Regions from separate parts of the Mus musculus genome. Here region 1 is linked to region 2. Evidence: chromatin loops called from intact Hi-C (ENCODE). Cell type or tissue: heart. All regions are shown on one strand. Links, peaks and the distances in the headings refer to the core of each region. The heading gives the core; the rest is flanking DNA. Region 1 has its middle 9.2 kb from the start of Atg16l2. Region 2 overlaps Arap1 (ArfGAP with RhoGAP domain, ankyrin repeat and PH domain 1).

The links. A loop is a pair of places that touch in the nucleus more often than their neighbours do. Peaks named below come from ENCODE experiments on the same cell type or tissue, not always from the same donor. Only the 100,000 strongest peaks of a DNase experiment are listed, where the experiment ranks them.
Region 1: it touches region 2 in a loop (4-fold over the local background); 7 of 42 quality-filtered maps call a loop at or near these places.

Annotation. Positions count from the first base shown.
Region 1 is chr7:101,305,585-101,317,021 of GRCm38, forward strand. No RefSeq gene overlaps it. Among named protein-coding and RNA genes, the nearest start is that of Atg16l2, 9.2 kb to the left of the region's middle. In heart, for the core only: a CTCF peak has its summit at 5,221 (motif pointing right); a DNase peak (open chromatin) is centred at 5,267; H3K4me3 peaks cover 1,336 bases; H3K27ac peaks cover 1,336 bases.
Region 2 is chr7:101,411,042-101,419,990 of GRCm38, forward strand. Arap1 (ArfGAP with RhoGAP domain, ankyrin repeat and PH domain 1) reads left to right here. Exons shown (of 34, transcript NM_001040111.1): 33 at 1-28; 34 at 263-1,545. The coding sequence ends at 280. Among named protein-coding and RNA genes, the nearest start is that of Pde2a, 36 kb to the right of the region's middle. In heart, for the core only: no CTCF peak of the experiment used is centred there; DNase peaks (open chromatin) are centred at 1,014 and 1,880; H3K27ac peaks cover 944 bases.

The DNA of each region.
Region 1 (11,437 bases), core at 3,085-7,084, 100 kb before region 2:
CAAAGACAAAGTTAGCCAAAAAGAGAGTTTTGAATACACAGAGGAACTTGTGGGCAGACCTGAAGAAGATGTCCTCAGTATTGAATAAAGGTTTGAGCTTGGGGTCTGAGAGTCCTACGCAGATGGATGGAAGTAAATGAGGTCATCCAAAGAGAATGTGCCGAAGAGCAAGGGACCAAGACAGAACCTAGCGGATGTCCAATGTCTTAGACTGTCCTAGTCCAGTCAGATAAATGTAAGCACCTGTGGTGGCACTTGCCTATAATCCCAGCACTTATACAGAAGAAGTAAGAGAATTATCACAAGATTGAGGCTACTCTAGTCTACAAAGTGAAAGGCCAGCCTGAGCTACATAGCAAGATCTCATTTCAAAGCAAAAACCATTGTCTAATGAAGTCAACTGCTAGACATGGTATTACACTCGCTTCTGTTCTCGTAGCACTTGGGAGGCAGAGGAGTCACAAATTCAAGAGTCGTCAGGGCCACATAATGAAACCATTTTTCAATATTAAAAAAAAAAAAGGGTGGGGATGGGTTTAGGGCCAGTTCCCAGCACACACATGATGGTTCGCAATTCCTGTAACTACAGCTGCAGGGGATCTGATAACCTCTTCTTGCTTCCTCAGGCACATTCATGATATACCCACACACATACAATAAACATACATATATTTTTTAAGTTGAGATGCCTGGCATTGTATCATATGCCTTTAATTCTTGTCCAAGGCAGGTGGATACACTCTCAGTGTGGCCTATGACTTCAGCAGTGGCCTCTTCCAGAAGGTACAAACCCACAATAAACAAAAGGACAATGTTTGTATCCATTGTGAAAGACAATGCATCAATGACTATTCCTACTTTTCTGGAGGTCTCTGAATTTGAGGCCAGCTTGATCTACATAATGAGTTCTGATCAACTAGAACTATAGAGTGAGACTCTTTGTCTCAAAACAAAACAAAACACCAAGCGGTGAGTCCTGACACACGCCTGTAAGTGTATACTACTTGAGAGGGAGTGGCAGGAGGGTCATAAATTCAAGGTCATCATCGGCTACATCATGAATTCCAGGCCAGAGTGAGATTATCTTCAAAAACCAGACAAAACATCAGTTTCTTGATGAAGAATTAATATTTTTCCAGGCTACCTTCCTAAGAGCAAGTGCACATTTTTAATATAACCAACTTTTTTCTGTTGTTTCCAGGTTTCAAAATATTTGCATTATAAACCTTTATAGTGTTTCACAGTAAAATGCTTTCATTTTCTACCATAAAAGATGCAGATTCTTAGAAGAAGAAGAAAAAAAGTCTTTCAGAATCCACTCGAGCTGTCAACATCATCCCCACAGCAAGAAAAGCTACACAGAACCATGAAAATCCTGTACTGCTCTTGGAGCCCTCTTATCATACATTCCTATCAGCTTGCTATGTGCATCTCCAGGGAAGCACACACAAAGCCACATGTTCCCTGAGGTAAACTGACCATTTATCACGAATGCTAACTTGATGACATTTAGAATCACCAGGAACACAAGTCCCTGGGTGTGTTTGTAAGAGATGATCTAGATTCAGTTAACTGAGGTGTAAGAGATGATCTAGATTCAGTTAACTGAAGTGGGCAGAACCACCCTAACATGAGCAATACTTTTCTGGACTGGGGTCACTGGCTGAATGAAAAGAAAATGAACTGGACACAAGCATTCCTCACTCTCTGCCTCCGTGGTTGTGCTCCCAGCCTCACACTTCTCCTTGTGTGATTTCCCTGCCATCATGGACCATATCCTCAAACTGTAAGTCGAAATAAACTCTTTCTCCTCTTTGTTGCTCTTTGGGGTGTTTAATCACGGCAATAGGAAAAGTAACTAACTGATGGCTCACAGCATGCGTCAGCCACGCAAGCCTTGTCTTTCATTTACTCTGGGTTTGTGCCTTCAGGAGGAGACCACAGCTGAAGTCATAGGCCACACTGAGAGAAGGCTGTGTCACACTCTGTCCATCTGTCCATTCCTACTCCTGACATCTATCTGGCATGTGCCTATAGGTGATTCTGTAAAATAGCAGCAGTCTTCATCCAAGCAGGCATAAACTGTGGAGTTGACAGTTACATTGGCGTGTAACAAGAGAATGGCTGTGTTCATTGCCCTCCACATTTGTCCTTAGCCTGAACTGGCTGAAAAGGAGGAGGGAGTTGGATAAAACTGATGGTATTCACTAGTACCTAACGCAGGACATGGCCCCACAGTCACCCCCAATGACTTAGCCCCACAGATCTTCACCCAGAGGGTAGCTCTTGCTTGCATGGTCATTAGCTTGGTGTGCTGAAGCTGCCTGTGGACCATCGGGAAGATCTTGATGTAGACCAACCGCACTGTATGTAGGACATACTCACTCACGAGGACCACATTTGGGAAGAGACACATCATGAAATGGAGTTTTCACCACAGGCCTTAGTCATACTCTTTTCACTTTCTACCCCAGGGATAAAATCCATTTAAAGCCAAAGAAATGCACAGACCCACAGGACAGCAATGAGCCCTTGGAAGAGCTCAGGATCCAGGGACCAGTTACCTAACGGGGTGGGCTGCTACAGTGGCTCTGCCAGAGACCCCAGAAAGTGGTTGGCAGGTGTCTGCAGCACACTGCACGTGCCTGCTTCAGTGTACATGGCATGCTGCCCACCATCAACACAATGGCAACACAAAAACACAGATCTTGCCTCACAGCAACTAAATGAGAGTTTATTCTGGAGCCAAATACCAGTGTAATGGACCAGAGAACACAGAGAAGGTTACCCCAAATTCCATGCTCCAAAGGAGTAACAGTACGGAATTTTTACAGTAGCGGAACAAAATGACCAGCCAAGGCACTGTTCTGATGTGTTAGTAGAAACTTCGGGTAGGCAGGTTACAGCAAAGGAGAGCAATACCTGCTATAGGCCTCAGGCTATCTGATGGCAGTTCTTGGCTGAAGGTGAAAGCTATGCATATGTTTATACATTCCAAAGAGGACTGTGCCTGATAGCCACAAGGGTGTCAGGTCAAATGCAAATGTGGGCAATAAATGGCTATTTAGAGGGTTAAAGGCAGTTCAAGATAATTTAACTCTAGGCCTGCAACATTCCACTTACCCATGATCATTTAAGTTTTTATCAGTTAGTCAGCTTGTTAGAATGTTTAACATAGTTTCGGCTTTTTTATTTTAATTTCTGGAATTTTGATTCAAAGCATCAGGCAGCCCTGGCACAAAGGACAGCATACCCCATGTTTTTGGCTGCATATTCCAGTAACCCCGGTCACCTATCCCAGCCTAAGCCAACTGAGTCTGGTGGTCCTGTGAGATTTAAGCAAGACAGTTTGAAAGGCTCATAAGTCTGCACTGCCAAGTGGACCCAGAGTCTTGCTTCCTTGAAAACAATAAAATTAAGATAGACATAACATAGTGGTTTTTAGCCTGTGGGCTGCAACCCCCTTAGGGGTCACACAACTATTTCACAGGGATCACCCAAGACCTTCAGAAAACATAGATATGTACATTACAATTCATAACAGTAGCAAAACTACAGTTACAAAGTAGCAATGAGGGCTGGAGAGATTGCTCTGCAGTTAAGAGAACTGACTGCTCTTCCAGAGGTCCTGAGTTCAATTCCCAGCAACCACATGGTGGCTCACAACCATCTGTAATGGGATCTGATGCCCTCTTTTGGTATGTCTTAAGACAGTAATGAAAATAACTTTTGGTTGAGGGTCACCACAACATAAGGAAGTGTATTAAAGGGTTGCAGCATTAGGAAGGTTGAGGACTACTGATGGACCACCTTTAGAAGCCCTTCAAGTGGATCTCTGTACCCAAGTTCACTCAGTGGCTCAGATCCCACAGACAAAACTCTCCACTTTGTTCATATCATTTCCAATAGCAAAGTTACAGATAGCCTACGATTCCAGAAAACAAGCCTGCTGGGTTGGTAAGAAATAAATTGTTACTCAAAGCAGGAGGTCATTATAACATTTTAATAGCTGCAGTATATCCTTGGGAAAATATTATTTCCTGTTAATTTTACAGCTGGCTTTTTCTGTGCCTGTTATTCCAGCCTAATAAACAGTAGGGAAGATTTTTACAATCCAACCTAATTTTTAGGTTGCAAGGGACAAACAATGGAGGAAGTGAGTAGGCAGGAAGAAACTGAACCGTGAGCCTCACAAAGCAAGGCGAGACCATTATGTTGAAGACAACAGATTTAAATTATGAAACTGTCCAACAAAGTAGCCCTAGACACAAAGTAGCCCTAGACACAATGTAGCCCTAGACACAAAGTAGCCCTAGACACAAAGTAGCCCTAGACACAAAGTAGCCCTAAGACACAAAGTAGCCCTAGACACAAAGTAGCCATTTGCATGAGTTAAAACTAGTTTCATTTAAAATGGCATTCATTTAGGGTGTTATGTGTCATTTGTATCAAATTCAGGGCCTTTGTCATTTGTATCAAATCTAGGCAAACACTTTACCACTGAGGTTCTACTATGAAGTCCAGTCTGACCTCAGACTCATGTCCCTCCCATCTCCAACTCCTGGAACACCAAGGCCGCCTACAATTTTTACTTCTTACATGGCATTTAGCCATGTGTCAAGTCGTCACACAGTTACAACGGTATTGGACTATGAAGGTAGTGAACATTTTTATTATTGCTTAATTAAGTTGGACATACTGGCGCAGACCTGTAATCGCAGCACTTGGGACACACACACACACACACACACACACACGCACACGCAGCTTGGATTTGACAGCAGGACATAAGGCGATCTGAGTGTTGACTAGCGGAGGAGCAATTGCAGACAACTTAGTGTTCTTTCTAAAATACAAGCTAGCTACTGTGTCATTTATGCGTCCTTAGAACCAACCAGCCCTAGTTTAGAGCCCAGGCTCCACCTCCTCACCGCCCGGACCCGCTGCGGAAGACCTCCTCTGTCTCCAAACTCCAACTCCCAATATGCCCTTCTGCGACCTCACTCTCCGACTTTCCGGAAATGTAGTTTTTACTAGGGCAAAGCACAGCGCCCAAGCCTCTGCCTTCCGCCCCTCTGGCGCTTAGTGCGGCCACTGTAAGTGGTCGAATGCGGCAGCCTCTCTGCCCTTCGCTGCTCTGAGGCTGTGGAGACGCCTACATCCGAGGGAAAGCCCTAGGGGGCCGCAGTGGCAGAGTGGCCACAACCACTAGGGGGCTACAAGGCAGCTAAGTCTATCAGGAGCTCGGGGCGTGCTCGCTGGAAAGCGCACGCGCAAATACGAGCCTCGCTGCCTCGGTAAACAGCAAAAAGGCGCCTGCGCGATGAGGTCCTCGAGTTGGACGCGCGGGGGCGCCGGAGCAAAGATAACAGTAACGTGTAGTAACGGATCTGTCCACTCATCTTTCCACGAACCTTTTATTGTTTGCAAATCACAGTCCCCCCCCCCCCCGTTGCCTTGACCCTCACACCGGATTTACAAAGAGAATTAAGGACCAGAGTAGGATTTCAGAGCTATAGCCCAGCCTCCACTTTTGACTTGCTGTGTGACTTGTGTAAATTGCTTCCTTGGGAACCTAAGCTTTCTCATTTATAGATGGAATGAGCTTGTTGGAAAGATCAAATGAGACCCAAGGATGAAAATGAAACCCCCAAGCAGTCTGTAAAGGCAGACGATTATTACAGTTAGTTGATTGCAGGCTGAGAGACCCATTTCCTCTTTTTTGCAAATTGCAAGCCTGAAGGCACCAAATAGGTCCAGGGCTAGCCCAAGTCACTATGTGAACTGGGGCTAGAACCCAGCTTTTTTTGCCTTTGAGCCTGGAGCTCTTCTTCACACCGAAAAGACTAGCTTTTATTGGGTGTACATTTAGTAAGCCCGCTTGAAAAGGTGAGTCACTATTCCACTTCTGACCCAACTAGGCATGAGGGAGGCCTGGCTACTCAGAGTTGACCAACAGTCTCAGGAAGCAAAGGAGGATCTGAACATCCAGGAAAGAAAAAAGAAAAAAAGAACAGTGTAGACCGACGGTTCTCAACACGTGGGGTGCAACCCCATTGAGGTTGCATGTCAGATATCCTGCATATCAGATATTTATATTATGATTCATAACAGTAACAAAATTATAGCTCTGAAGTAGCAATGGAATACTTGTTATGGTTGGGGTTCACCACAATATGAGGAACTGTATTAAAGGGTTGCAGCATTAGGATGGTTGAGACCCACTGGTGTAGCTGGAGCTGTGTAAACCCTGCTTCTCAAAGTAGTATCCCAAGTACGGCAGATAAGGTGCATCACCAAGGGAAATGGACTCGAAATGGACAGGAATGGGGAGGGCCCCTGACTGGGGTGTACTGGTGTGTAAGCTGTGATCACGTTGGTTGGGGCCAGCAGCAACTAGCAATGGTAGTGGAGCTGGCCTGGTTGATGACAGGAAATATTTCACACTGAAATGAGGCTTTAAGAACCTCTGGGACATGTAGAGGAATAAGGTGGCACCATGGACACACAGGGCACACACATGATCAAGCAGCTGTCCGCTAGGGAAGTACACTTTTCTATGTCTCTCTGCCTTGCAGCAGGAAGCTTTCTGCATCTGTTTTTGGAGCATTCTAAGAGGCTCTGAGGGTAAACAGATGAGGGAAAATCTGGGAGTCACTGAGGTCTGGATGCATACGGGGCCACCTTGGGTAACTCAGGAAAGGTAGGTACATGTAGAAACAGAAATCCAACATCTGAGTTACCTTGGGTAACTCAGGAAAAGTGGGTACGTATAAAAACAAAAATCCAAGCTCTGTCCCACCCACCTCCAAATGTCTAGTCCTGTGGCCCCCACTGATTGATTTTTCAGCCAGGAAACCAAAGCTAAAGGCAAAGGAAGGCTGGGGATGCAGCTCAATTGGTAGAATCCGTTCCTAATGTGTACGGAGCCCTGGATTCAGTCCCCAGCACTGCATAAACTGAATATGGTGGCATATTTTCATAATCCCAGTACTTAGGAGCTAGAGAGAGGAAGATTAGAAACCCAAGGTCAGCCTCAGCTACACAGCAAGTTTGAGGACTACCTGGCATGTGACACATAAGACCCCCTCACAAAAAGCATGAGTGGGTGGAGATTGTGTCTCTCTGTCTCGCTGTCTCTCCCTCCCTCTCTCTTTCTCCCTGCCCCCCATTTCTTTCTTTCTTTTCCTTCTTTCTTTCTTTCTTTTTTTTTTTTTGATATCATTTTTTTTTCCGTGACAGGGTTTCTCTGTGTACTGTGGGTTTCCCTGGTTGTCCTGGAATTCACTCTGTAGACCAGGCTGACCTTGAACTCAGATCCAACTGTCTCTACCTCCCAAGTGCTGGGATCAAAGGCGTGTGCCACCACCACCCCAGGATTCCCTTTTTGAGATGGTGTATTATGTAGCCCACACTGGCTTCAAACCTGAAGATTTCTTCCTTCCTCAGCTCCAGAGTTCTGTGTATGCATGTGCCTCCACATCAGCCTTAAGAAGGGACTCACTTAAGGACACATATGAGTTGGGACAGAATTGGACTAGGATGGAGATCTTTCCATTACACGGCAGTGATCAAACATCTTCATCAATCATTTATGGAATATCTAATATATACTCTGGGAAGAGCTGTCTGAGAGCCAATGGGAGCCAGGCATGCAGTCAGCCCCAGGTTTTCATTAACTCTCACGGTGTTAATACTGTAACCCTGGATAAGTCACTGCCGCCTTTTCATGTCTCTAGTTGTCTCTAAAGTAGAGGTGGCAAGCATCATCCAGGGCTGTCTGGAGGGTGAACTATAAATTAAATGAGTTATAACCTGTCTAGTACAAAGAACAGCACCAGGCATGTGGTAAGTAATGAGTGCTGGTTATCACTGCTTCCAGGGAAGACAGGTTGTGGCAGGCTACAGATGGTGTTCTTCTCCAGCCAGCCAGCAGCCCCGTGTTTGTGCATCTCCTCCAAACTTTTACAACATGCCTCTGGGGGCCAACATTTCTGGAAGTAAAATGGGAACTTAGGCTTTCATGTCCTCTTCTGTCCCAGGGAAAGAGATGTCTGGAGTGTTGACACCAGAGAGTTCACATGCTCTGCCCACCTCCCAAGGCCTAGAGTTAAGAGGATTCTCGTCTCATGTTGAATATTGTATTTCTGACCATACAGGGACCAGACCCTGGACTCAGTGAAGGTCCTGCTAAGTGTAGGGATAGCGAGGGGTCTTCCTCCCTGCAGGCCTGTGTTTTCTGTGAATAGAGCAGGCTTTGGGGCAGAGGAGGATGAAAGAGGTAGGCAGACAGGAGCCACAAGACATTAAAACTTCCGGCTGGTGAGATGGCTCAGTGAATAGGAACGCCAACTACTCTTCCGAAGGTCCAGAGTTCAAATCCCAGCAACCACATGGTGGCTCACAACCATCCATAACGAAATCTGATGTCCTCTTCTGGAGTACCTGAGGACAGCTACAGTGTACTTACATATAATAAATAAATAAATCTTTAAAAAAAAAAAGACATTAAAACTTCATCCCTGGATCACCCTACTTGAAGGTGGCTAGAGTCTTGGCCCAGTGGTAATTTAAACTTTGCTCCAAGCCTTTCTAAGTAATGATGTGGTTCAAACTCCTTACTTAGAGGAGGGGAAGGAAAGTGCAATAGGCCAACGGGAGGGAGTCCGGTGAAGAAGCAGACCTCCTGCCTTCAGGTGTGGGCTCTGTCGAGAAGCCAGATGGGAGGCACTTGGTTCCACCCCTTCTCCCCTGGGAAAGAGCCCCCAAGATGACCACACAGCCAGCTCAGTGACTCTGGTTGGGACTAGAGAAAGCTGAGAAGACAGAAGTGGGGCTGGAGCACAGAATCTGATCGAGAGGCACTCTGAGCGACTCAGGCAAATGGGAGCAGGGAACCCTTCTTAGTCTAGGATTTCTGAGGGATTTGGGGGCCTGTATTCTTCAGTCTGTGGCAGTGGAGGATAAAAATATCGTGGGAGCACACTCCTGGAGGAGGGAGCCAAGCAGATTCAGAAATGAGTCACAGAACCAAGTCCTAAATTTAGAAGGTGCTGAGGGAGGCAGCCTCCTCCAGGGAAGACGTGGAGATGCCCACTGACCCAGGACTCCACAGACTTGAGGCAGGAAGAGTCCCCCAGGCAGCAGTGTCCCACCCACAGCAGCCGAGCCTACTAGTGGGCTGAGCCTACTTCCAGGACTAGATGTATTATCCCAGGATGAAGCCTGACCTAGAACCTCATTCTCCCAGTAGAGGCCCTAAAGGGGTTCACCCACACCAGCCCTTCACCCAGCCCGAGAAATAGCCTTCTGTGCCCTGGAGTGGGTAGGGCTGGGCTCCCTGTGCCCTGCTGGCAGGTGCTGTGTGAACATAAGGTTGGAGGTAGGTAGACAGTATGTCAGCATCCAATGTGCACTTAGTGAGAAGTCACTGTGGTCAGGGCACTAAGCTTAGCACTCCCTGCTCAGTGACTCGCTCCCCTGTAATAGTGTAAACCTCATCCATCTACACCCTTAGAGGCAAGGCTGTCTAGACGGACTGAAGGTAAGCTAACTCTTCTAGATCCTAGCACGGAGTTATTGAGGTCCTGACCTAGACAGGCTGGCTTCCTTGCCCAAGCCACTTTCCTGAACTCCTAATCTGGTAACTTCTATCTGCAGGCCATTTCCAATCTGTCCTCTCGTTCCTGTGCCCTGGATTCCAAGGGCTGCCCTTCTGAACTTTGTAGATTTCTGCTGCCCAAGGCATCTCCAGGCTCTGAGGAGAGAGAATACTGTCCCCTCGATGAAGGACTTCACAGTGGACAGGTCCCTCTTTCGGCTCTGCTACCACAGTGTGTGGAAACTGTCTTGAGATAGGATAAGAGGTGCAGTTAGGACTCTAACAGAACCAAGGCAATGCTTCCCTACCCTCCCACCTCAGAAAGGATCCAGAAGCATGGATGGTCACCACACCTGGGGCTGCTGGGGCCCTGCTGACAAGGTCCTGACAGGTCCTGCAGGAACTCAGTTCGATTGATAGTTGGTCGATGTAGCCTTCCAGAAGCCCTTGAATTTCCTATTAGAGGCACTGGATCCATCTGCTGACTCTCCCTGGGCTCTGTGCTCAGGCTGGGTGGTGAGGGATGTCAAGGAGAGGATTGTCTAGGCCTTTTTCTGCTAGAGTGGGCAAAACTCCCTGGGGCTTCTGTGATTATGGCCCCTCTCACATCCCACCCAACTCCTTCATTTTTTTTTTTAATCTCAAAGTTGGGTGGACTCTGTCTGAGGCCCTGGGCAGGGCAGTCATCACCATGCAGAACTAGAGAGGCCTCTGGGGAGGGCTCAGGGTGATACTATGGGTGTGACCCTAGCCTGACTTCACATATCCAGGGGACCTCAAGATGAGGCACCAATTGTAGATTTTGACTATTGGTTTATTTTCCTTGCAGTCAAAGGGCCCTAGGTCCCTGCCTAACCATCAGCCTAAGGTTGTTGTGGGACTGAGACAGGGTGAGTCTAGTCCTGCCCTGGGCCTGGAGCCTCTTCACATGTGCAGGATGTGTTTGTGCACCAGTTACGTGTGCACACTGTTACTTGTGCATACTGTTACTAACTGACATAGCAGGCACCTGAGGGCTGTGGAAATTGCTGTATGACGATGTGGCACTATAAGGTGGGCAGTGCAAGTGGCAGTTCCTTAGCTGCAAGCTTTTCAGATTTAGCAAATATTTTGGATGTATTTGTAGTAAAAGCTATTTAGTGTGTGTGCATGCATGCATACTTGTGTGCGTGTGTGTGTGTGTGTGTGTGTGTGTGTGTGCGCGCGCGTGCGTGTGTGTGTGTGTGTGTGTGTGTGTGTGTGTGTGTGCATGTGTGCGTGTGTTCTTGACATAGGGTCTCACTACATAGCTCTGACTGACCTGGAACTTACTATGGAGACAAGCTGCTCTCAAATTCTCACAGAGATCTTCCTGCCTCTGCCTCTGGGGAACTGAGGTTAAAGTCATGAGCCATCATAGCCCGTTTGGTGTGTGTTTGAAGTTCACGTTTCACTAGGCACCTTGCATATGCACTTTTCATCTGGCAACTTTGCTCTGATGGTGTGTGTAATCGTGTATGTACATGTCCTTGTGCCAAGCTGGCCATTTTTGTGACTGAAATGTGTCTATGTGGGACTCAGATAAGGACAGCAAGTGATAATATATGGTTGTGACTGTCACCACGAATGAGGATGTGGGTGACCTTGAGTGACTGGCTTAGTGGCTGTGGCTCCCTCGGGGCAGCTTTGGGCTGTTTGCCCTGCAGGGTGTGAGACCCACCCTGAGTAAACACTCAGATCCGGACCTTGTGGGGCTTGGCTAAAGCTCCTTTATCACTGTAATAGGACGTGGCCTTCTCAAGGCCCAGCCTACCTTGGAGGCCTGAGGGCCTAGGAATGGAATTACCTCTCCACTCT
Region 2 (8,949 bases), core at 1-4,000:
GGCAGCCTTCACTGCTGACCCCCTTTCCGTAAGTGTCTCTGGTTCATGTGGGCAAGGCTGGGTGGGACCTGGCTGGATGCCTGCCTGCACTTAACTGATTTCTCTGACAGCCCATCTAGTCTCTTCCCTAGGTTTCTGGGGCCCCTTTTGTCTAGCCTTGGAAACCCCAGCTGCTGATATTTCGGCATCTACTCCATTGCTGGCTGCTCCTTTTTACTTTCACAAAGCACTTATAGGATCTGGGCTTCTGTGCTCCCTACAGCTTCTCCGCCATGTCTGAGCACAGGAGTCGTTCTGACTCTGGGACACCATCACTGCCACCAGGAAGCTTTCCTGTTCAGACGCCCTCGTGCTCTGCGTGTTTGGTGTGAGCCAACAGAACACACGGGGAAGCCATACCCACATCCCATATCCTGACTGCAGCACAGGCTTCTTGGCTGGGCAGGAATGGGCTGGCAATGGGGATTTCCCAGGAGGGACCCTTCCTTTTCCTGCAGGCAAGCAATGCTCTTGACCTGGCTTGCTTACCTAGGGTCATGCTCTTTGAATCCGTGGAATTGGAAAGATGGACAGAAATCAGGAGCTGTGCAGGAGAAGGGTTTGGGGCCCCGCTGGGAGGGAGCCCACCCCCTTCCCACAGGCTCCCAAATGGAAAGGGTGACACTCTGAACGTACTCCCGGGGGTCTACAAGGGAGCTCGTGGGAAGCTTCTGCAGGGTGATTTCTGGACTTGGGGACATCAGCCCTCTTCTGGTGTGTGCTGGCAGGGAGGCCCAGGCTGTGGCTGTCTGCTATCCCTTCCCCACTTTGGATACTTTTTGATAATATAAATATATCTGTATATTTTACCCTATGGTGCTGAGGCCTGTGATGGTTTGTGGGCACTGGTGTCCTAGGCTAAGGGTACAGTTGGCTGTGAAGCCCAGAGGTGAATGCTGGGGCTTTGAAGCCAGGAGCCTGAGTCTACCCTCTGCATGTTTACTGAGCTATTTACCCTCCACTGTCCTGGCAGAGGCCTGGCCTGGCCCTGTACCTACTGTGCCACTGTACAGCCAGGCTATGGAATTTCTGATTCAGGACAAGGCAGACCCCAGCTAGTCTGAGTCCCGGTCCCTGCAACCATCTGAGCTGGGGCCTAGATCTGTGTTAGTGACCCCGGCACAGCTACTCAGAGCCTCGTGCTGGAGACACGAGGCCACAGTGCATACCACAAGCTTTGGAGGACTGTGAAGGGGGCTTTACCCTGGGCACTATGCGTGTGCTTCCAGAGTGGAGTCTGCCTCTCACATCACAGGGCATCGCCTTCAGAGGGAAGTGCTGACCTACAGAGGTCACCAGCTACTCAAAGACAGACTGGAGACTTCTGGGAAAGTGCTAAGCTTCTGCCTTCTCTGGAGTCTCATTGCCACCCTATCTCAAAGGCTTAGTGAGCAGACTTGCTGGTGTCCTGTCCTTAGCCTCGAAAGGGGCAGAGCAGAGCTGGATAAGACTGGGGTACCTGTGCCATCTGTGACCCCCCCATCACCTATAAAGCTCTGAACCCCGGCTGTGCCTTCCTGTCAGTTCTTGATGCCACAGGTCCTAGCCATAGGCCTGGCACCTCAGTCCTGGCTTACCAAGTAGGTGGCCCCAGTGGGGACCTGGATGTACACCTGGACATGTGTCCTGGGTGTTTGCCAGGAGACAGCACACGATCCTTGAGCTCTACTAACCTGTTGCACAAGCTACGGTCCCCATCCCTTTGTCCTATCTTCAGGGAGCTGCTCCAAGCCAAATTATCATGTCCTCCAGGCAGGACATGGCTAGAGGGCTTATGTGCCCAAGAGCTGCTTCCTCCCTGAACTTGATCTACTGTCCACCAACCCCAGAGACCAAGGAAGAGGGTACAACTAGAGGTGCCCTCTGCTGGTCTGGCACTGTCATTACTCTGGTTTAGGGATTAGCCAGAGGGGAGCTGCATTTGGCCACTAGGGGGCAGTCATGGACCACTCATAGTTGCAAATTTTGAGCAGGGTCTGTGTAACACCTCCTAACCCTCCCTACACCTGCAACACTTCCTCCCTCCCTCCTCTCCTTCCCCTCCCAGTGATATTCCTGGATCTGGCTTTGTTCTTCTGCCAGCTGGACCACTCAGCCCTGCCTCTGGCCAGCAACTAGTGATGTGTTGTAAGACAGCACAGTAGAGGTGCTTTGCTTTGATCTCCTGGGCTCTAGGACATGAGAGGAGCCCTTCGCCCAATGCCTACAGAATGCAAACCTAAGCCTGAGCCTCTGCTCTCAGCTTTCCCTGCCTGACATTAGAGTCTCCTCAGCTTTCCTCCTGCTCTTAGCCTGTTCTCCCCTTTTGTGAGCGCTCCCCGTAGCCAGCACTATGTGACACTGTAGAGTGCTTTCCCTTGGCGTGAGGTCACATCCCTGCAGGATTGAGACTCAACCTTCGTGAAAAATACCTGTGACTACAGTGTTGGGGGGGGGGGGCAGAGCAGAAGGTTCTGTTGTCTCAAGGATTCCTAATACTGGAGCCAGTGCCAGAAGGGAGGGATGCACTTGGTACTTTAGGTTGCTTGGGATGGGAGGAGCCCAGAGTTAGGGGTGGGAGCCTGAAGGAGGAAGGACTTCCTGGAGGAGTGTGGTTGGGGGTGGGATTGGATGTTGGGGAGGAGAATAGGGAGGGAACTCTGAGAGAAAAGGCTGTAGTAGGGCACAGCCTGGGCACCGAGCATTGCTGGTGGAGTGTTGGGGAAAAGTGGGCAGGGTAGGATATGGGGCAGAAGAGGGCTGGGGTATCTGCCTTTCTCTCTTCTGGCTCCTTCATTTCAACCCTCCCACTCTGCATGATATCCAGCAGTGAGGACCCAGGAACCCTTGGCTCCAGGGAGCTCTGGGTACACAGGCTGTAGTGAGACAGGTGGGGGTAAAGCTGGACCCTGCTACCTCCGTACTAACCCTGGGGCTGGAGGGGGCATGGAACCTCTTTCCTACCCCCTGGCTCTTATTGCTGCCTGCCCACAGTTCTGTTTTGGAAAGCATAGATGGGTAGGCAGATATCCTTTATAGTCCACGTGGCTTTGACAGTTACTTAGATCTCTGATCGTCTGTGTGCTCTCTGTCCTTTGGAGCTAAGCTGCATCCCGATAGCCTCCTGGGAACACTGAATGAGCAGGCGCAGGTAAGTGTGAAGTGCCAGCCGTGCCCCTTGCTAGTCTTCCTAGATATATCCGCAGTGACATCTTTGTGACATACAGGAGAAGAGCTTGAGAGGTTCAGCCAGCACTTAGTGACTACTTCCTGTGTTCAGCCCTCACTCACCAAGCACTTGTTGAATACCTGCTGTGTGCAGAGCTTTTGCCGCACACGTGGGGCAGATGAGTAAGTGGTGTGGGGGAGGAGGAAACCCTTGAGGAGAGAGGATGCTGCTCAGAGGGATTCATGAAGGGCTCATGTCCTGAAGCCTGGAGGGTAGGGGATGCTGAAGAGAGACAGACAAATGTAGATGGCCTGAAGTAAGGACCTGTTGTAGCTGGATCTTAACACCCATGCAACCCCAGGGCCTCACACCCTCAGCACCAGACACCCTAAGGCCTCCCCTCCACACCCTAGCTGTCAGGTCTTAGCTCTACTGGCTACCTAGGAGACACGACTACATCCCTGTCTAATGGGCCCTTTAGGATCTTGTCCCTACCAGAAAACAGCATCTTTTCTACTACTTAAGTACTTAGTGACCTGAATGACCCAGATCCTACTCTCAGACTGTGTGACTGTTTCTGTCTCACTGACACACATGCATGCACGTGCGCACCCACACCCACACAGAGCTGGTCAGAATCTCCCTGCCTCTCCTGTCAGGGAATGCCTTTGGATTCTTGTTCCCAGTGTCCATGTTCTATGAAAACATGGGGAGGATTTGTACCCAGCTAACCAACCAGGGGGATGGCTCCTTGAAGAGCTCACTGGCCCTGGCATGTGCCCTCCTCTATGCTACTTTCAGCCTGTGGAAATTTCCACACTTCCTCTGCCCTGGTTACAGCTCCTACTGCTGTATTTATCACCCTGGAGACACAGTGACACAGGCCACAGGCACACACTCATGCTCTGCACACACGTGCCTGCACACCTCAGCTTGCACTGCCATAACTCAAGTGCATCACACACACACACACACACACACACACACAGAGCACGTGGAGGAGGGACATCCACACACAAAGAGCTCTCTAGGAAAATTGTTCTCCCTCCTGCTGCTGCCCCTCCCCCACCTCCTCCTCCTCTGTTCTGTCCGCCCACCCCCACCCACAGACCAAAGAGCTGGGCCTGAGGACTGTACCTCCCACTCCTTATCAGCTGGGAGGCACTCTGCCTGGTGACTTGAGTGTGCCCTCCCTCTTGCCATTCCGCCCTCCCTCCCCCCTCTGCCACTCCCCTGCAATCTTGACTGTCTTCTATGCATAAGTCCCCTCTTTGTCACTCTTTTGACTCTGAAGTGGAAACTGTCATTCTTCTCTGCTTTGTCTCCCGGAGGTTCAAGTCGAGGAACCCCAAGGATCCAGGCAGAGAGATAGACTAGGAGGGGGTGCCAGGAACCCACATCTCCTCAGCTCCTGTCACCTTCAGCCCTCCTCTTGATGAGGGGAGGGCTGTGTGCCTGGAACCATGGAGACCAGTGAGCGTCATGGCAACACAGTCTGGGTGGGCACAGCCTTCCTCCTCCGGGGTTTGGGGGGGTGCGTAGGAGGAACCCCATGGGCCTGATGGCTGTGGGCCTTGTGCTGGTGCCCAGTGCTGGTCACCGCATCTGCCTGCAACCTGTTCTAGTCCTACCCCTCCTTGACTCACTGCACTGTGGGCTGCAGGACTCGAACGAAGGCTCTGATGCTCCCTGGACACTGCAGGAAAGATACTGCAAACACCAACAGAGCTCAGGGGCTTGCCTAGGGCCCCACAGACTTCATAGTTGGCCACCCATGTCAGTTTACTCAGGGCAGAGAAGTCAGCTCAATGTGAGTTTGGACTCCCTGTGAAACCCCCAACTAGCCCTTTGCCTTGCCAGTGAGGATATGGAATACCTGCTGTGCCAAGGCTTCGTGTGTTCTCTCACTTCACCCTTGGGAGACCCAGGGTGGCCAGAGAGTGGCCTACCAAGGACAGATAGGCTTGGGACAACCCGTCCTGGCAGGTACCCTTTTCTCATTTGTGTCTTCCTTGCTGAAGAGGAGTCCCTGGCAGGTTCTACAGCTTCATCAGAATCTGGCCTTAGGTTGTCTAGAAACCTGAGAGCTAGTTTTGGGGGGTGGGGTGGGGTGGGGTGGGGTAGACCCTTCCTTAAGTGCCTAGACATAGGGAGGACTTTGCAACCTGTGCACAATGGTTGCTTTCTGGTCCTGTAAAGACTTGTCTCTGCCCTAGATTAGAGTGTGCAGAGTCCAGGAGGAGACCCCCGCCTTGCAACCCAGACTTGACTTGTCTCCTGGCCTCTGTGCAGTCACGTTGCAGCTGCCTTCCTCCTGGCTTATGTAATCACTCAAATATAACAGCTGCCTTTATCCCACTGAGTCACGCCCCCTCCCTCCCTCCTCAGGTGTGGGGAGTTGCACAGAAGAGGTAAAGCAGGACTGAGTGGGAGGCTGGGGGACTCCGGGAAAGGGGGGTCCTGGTGTGCCAGGTTGGAGGGAGATGAGGACAGCAAAACCTTTCTTAGAAGAGGAACTCAGGGATCGCCTCTGCTCTGACCCACCCTAGTAAAATGCTGCATTCTTGTTGTGGGGAGGGGGTCCAAGTGCTAAAGCTCTATCCACAGCCTCCTTTGCTGAGCCTCCGTCCTTACCAGAGGAGAGGCAGAGAGTATGAAGAGGAGAAAATAACTTGGGACACAATGACCAGGAGTCTCTGATCTGTGGTCCAGCTCTATCTACTCTTTATATCCTTTGGTCCTGGATATGCCCCTGGCCTGTTTGCCCACCAGTGTAATGAGGAGTCGGACCTTCTGGCCCTGACCTCTTATACTCCCTGATATCAGCGTCTAGTAGAGGCACCCAAGGATCCAGCTGTACTCCAGGTTGGCCTCCCTCATCTGCCTCAGTCTTCCTCTGAGCCACATCTGCTTAGCTGTACCCCTTGCACTGGGTAGGAAGCAGGGCCACTGGATTCTGGGTTGAAGGACACAGTAGTAGCCTTCGGCTTTCCTCTGACTTGATATCTGTCCCAGTGCTTCATCCCCCCACTGGTAACTGGAGATTACTACCCACTCCTAAGGTCACCAGCCCTGCCCCTCAGAGGAAGCTGAGCCACGTCTCCTCATCTGGACTGACAGAGCCATCTTCCTGAAATGATGAAGAAGTTGCCCCACCCTAAAGCTGTTCTAGAGACCGTGGTGGCTTTCCATGTCCTTGTCAAAGCAAAGGCTTTGCCCCTGGTGGTGTGATGAGGTCCCTGCTCAGAGACCTGTCCCTGGCACCAAGGGTACATGCCATCCTTTCACAGTGGCATCATTCTGGGCATCAGACCTACAGGAGGAAGCTTCCTGGCCACAGGGGGACGGGCACTGTGAGATGACTCTCTGAGCTACCAATTCATCTTTCCTCTGTCCCATGGGTGCTTGTTAACAAGACCCAGGCTAGACCCCCACTCTATATCCCTGCCCCCAGGCAGAGTGTCCCAGTCCCTTGTGAAGTCCATGGCCTGGCAGTTACTCCCCATCCCCAGTGGATGGCACAGTTTATTGCAGCATCAGCCTGCCCCAGGGAGTAGGGGACAGCAGCCTGCCCCAACTCCTTACTAGACTCACTGCAACATGATCCTGGACCAAACTTGGCTCTGATTAGCACTATTCCTTTCCATCTTTGGTCTCTCTCTGGACTTCTCCATCAGCATTCTTCCCTTGCACCCTTGGGCTGGGCTGGGAGTCAAGGCCTATCCTCCATGAAAGGAGGGTTCAGCAGATGAAATGAGAAGAACCCAGACCAGGAGGAGGGGGTAGGGCAAACGCAAGGTGTGGAGGAAAAGCCAAAAGCATATTAGCTCCAGGCCCAGAATCCCAAGGGTGCTGGGTTGGGTGTGTGCTGAGATGGCACAGGAAGGGCAGGCCAGGATTTGGGATAGTCATTTAAAAAGGAGGAGAAGGAGGAGGGGGAGGAGGAGGAGGAGGAGGAGGAGAGGAGGAGGAGGAGGAGGAGGAGGAGAAGGAGGAGGAGGAGAGGAGGAGGAGGAGGAGAGGAGGAGGAGGAGGAGGAGGAGGAGGAGGAGGAGGAGGGGAGGAGGAGGAGGAGGAGGAGAGGAGGAGAAGGAGGAGGAGGAGGAGGAGAAGAAGAAGAAGAGGAAGAAGAAGAGGAGGAGGAGGAGGAGAGAAGAAGAGGAGGAGGAGAAGAAGGAGAAGGAGGAGGAAGAGGAGGAGAAAGAAAGGAAGAAAGAAAAAAGAAAGAAAGAAAGAAAGAAAGAAAGAAAGAAAGAAAGAAAGAAAGAAAGGAAACTTGTCAGTATCCTGGAGGATAAACATTGTACAAAAGAAGAAACAGAGGGGACTGGAAATTGATAGAGATTCCACCCCCCCCCCACACACACACCTGTAGCAGAAGAGGATAAAGAGAGATCATTCGGGGCCAGATTGAGGACCCTGATCCAGGGTTGAAGGAGTTAGGGGTGAAGGAGGGTTTTGAGGGAGCACAGTGTGACCGCATATGTCAGGAAGCTACCACTAGGTGCAGCATGGATGTGGAATACAGAGGTTGAACTGGAACTGGGGGGCTGGGGAGAGGCCAAAATAAAGGGGAGGAGTCGGGGACCTGTGAATAAGTATGGATGTAAGAATCCAGTGACTTCTGGGGATGGGGGATGCGGGGAGCAGAGGGGAGGAGAAAGGTCAAGCTGTAAAGTTCAGTCTAGGAGTTGGAAATTTTGCTGGTACATCACACACAATCATCAGTCAAGTTGGTTCTTCACTATTTGGCTTTCGGGTCAATGGGATATTCCTGGAGGAGATGCTCAGAGACATACTATACTGGCCTTTGGCACCCCAGAAGAGGGCTGGATGAGTTGGTGTGTGTTGGGAGAAGGATCGCTGCCCAGTGGGACAAAGAGAATGGGGAATTTTGTTAGAAGCATCCGCATTGTGGAGGCAAAGATGGGATGCGCCCCTGGAGGGAGACAGAGGAGGGGCCGTCTGGAAGGTAGGAGGGAAACAGCAGCGCAGGAGGAGGCACAGGCTGGCGCTGAAAAAGTCGTGGTCTTGGGCAGAGAAGATAGCTGGAACCCGGCATCCTGCAGTCCTCCGGAGGCAAGGAGTGGCAGGGTGGAGGCCGGTCCCAGAAAGACACTCTTTTCATTTTTCATCACTTTTGGCAGCCTCCCTCATTTCCATAAACATTCTTCCTACTCCCACTTACTTCTACCGCGACCCAGTTAGAAAACACACACACACACACACACACAAACACACACACACAAACACAAAAACAAAAACAAATCGATGACTGCTGACTCTCAGCAAGGGCCTTAGGACGCGGCAGACTTGGCTCGGTACCCTGGAGAGCGTCCTTGGGCGGGGTCTTGGGTGGGCGGAGTCTGCAGCCAGGCGGAAGATCTAAGCGATTGAGGGGCAGAGGGTGATGAGGAGAATCTTGGACTCAATCCCTCGCCCCTTTCCGCACCTCCCCATCCAGATACTGTCCTGGGGAAGCCCCTGTCCCGGCACGTGGGACTTAGAACATCTTGGGTTCCATCCATTCAACGTCTTCGTCCATGAGGAAGTCAACTGTTTACTGAGAAATTAGAGTTATTCCCCCAAATTTTACAGTTCTTTATATTTTGAATCTGTGACCTTGTCTTTCATGTGAGGAAATGAAATTGGAGTTCAAAGAGGTGAAATGGCTCCCTTAGGCGTGTGGCAGAGCTGGAATTTAAATCCCATCTGAGCCCTGGAGCCCACTTCATCTTCATTGTTCTGGACTTTGACCTTGT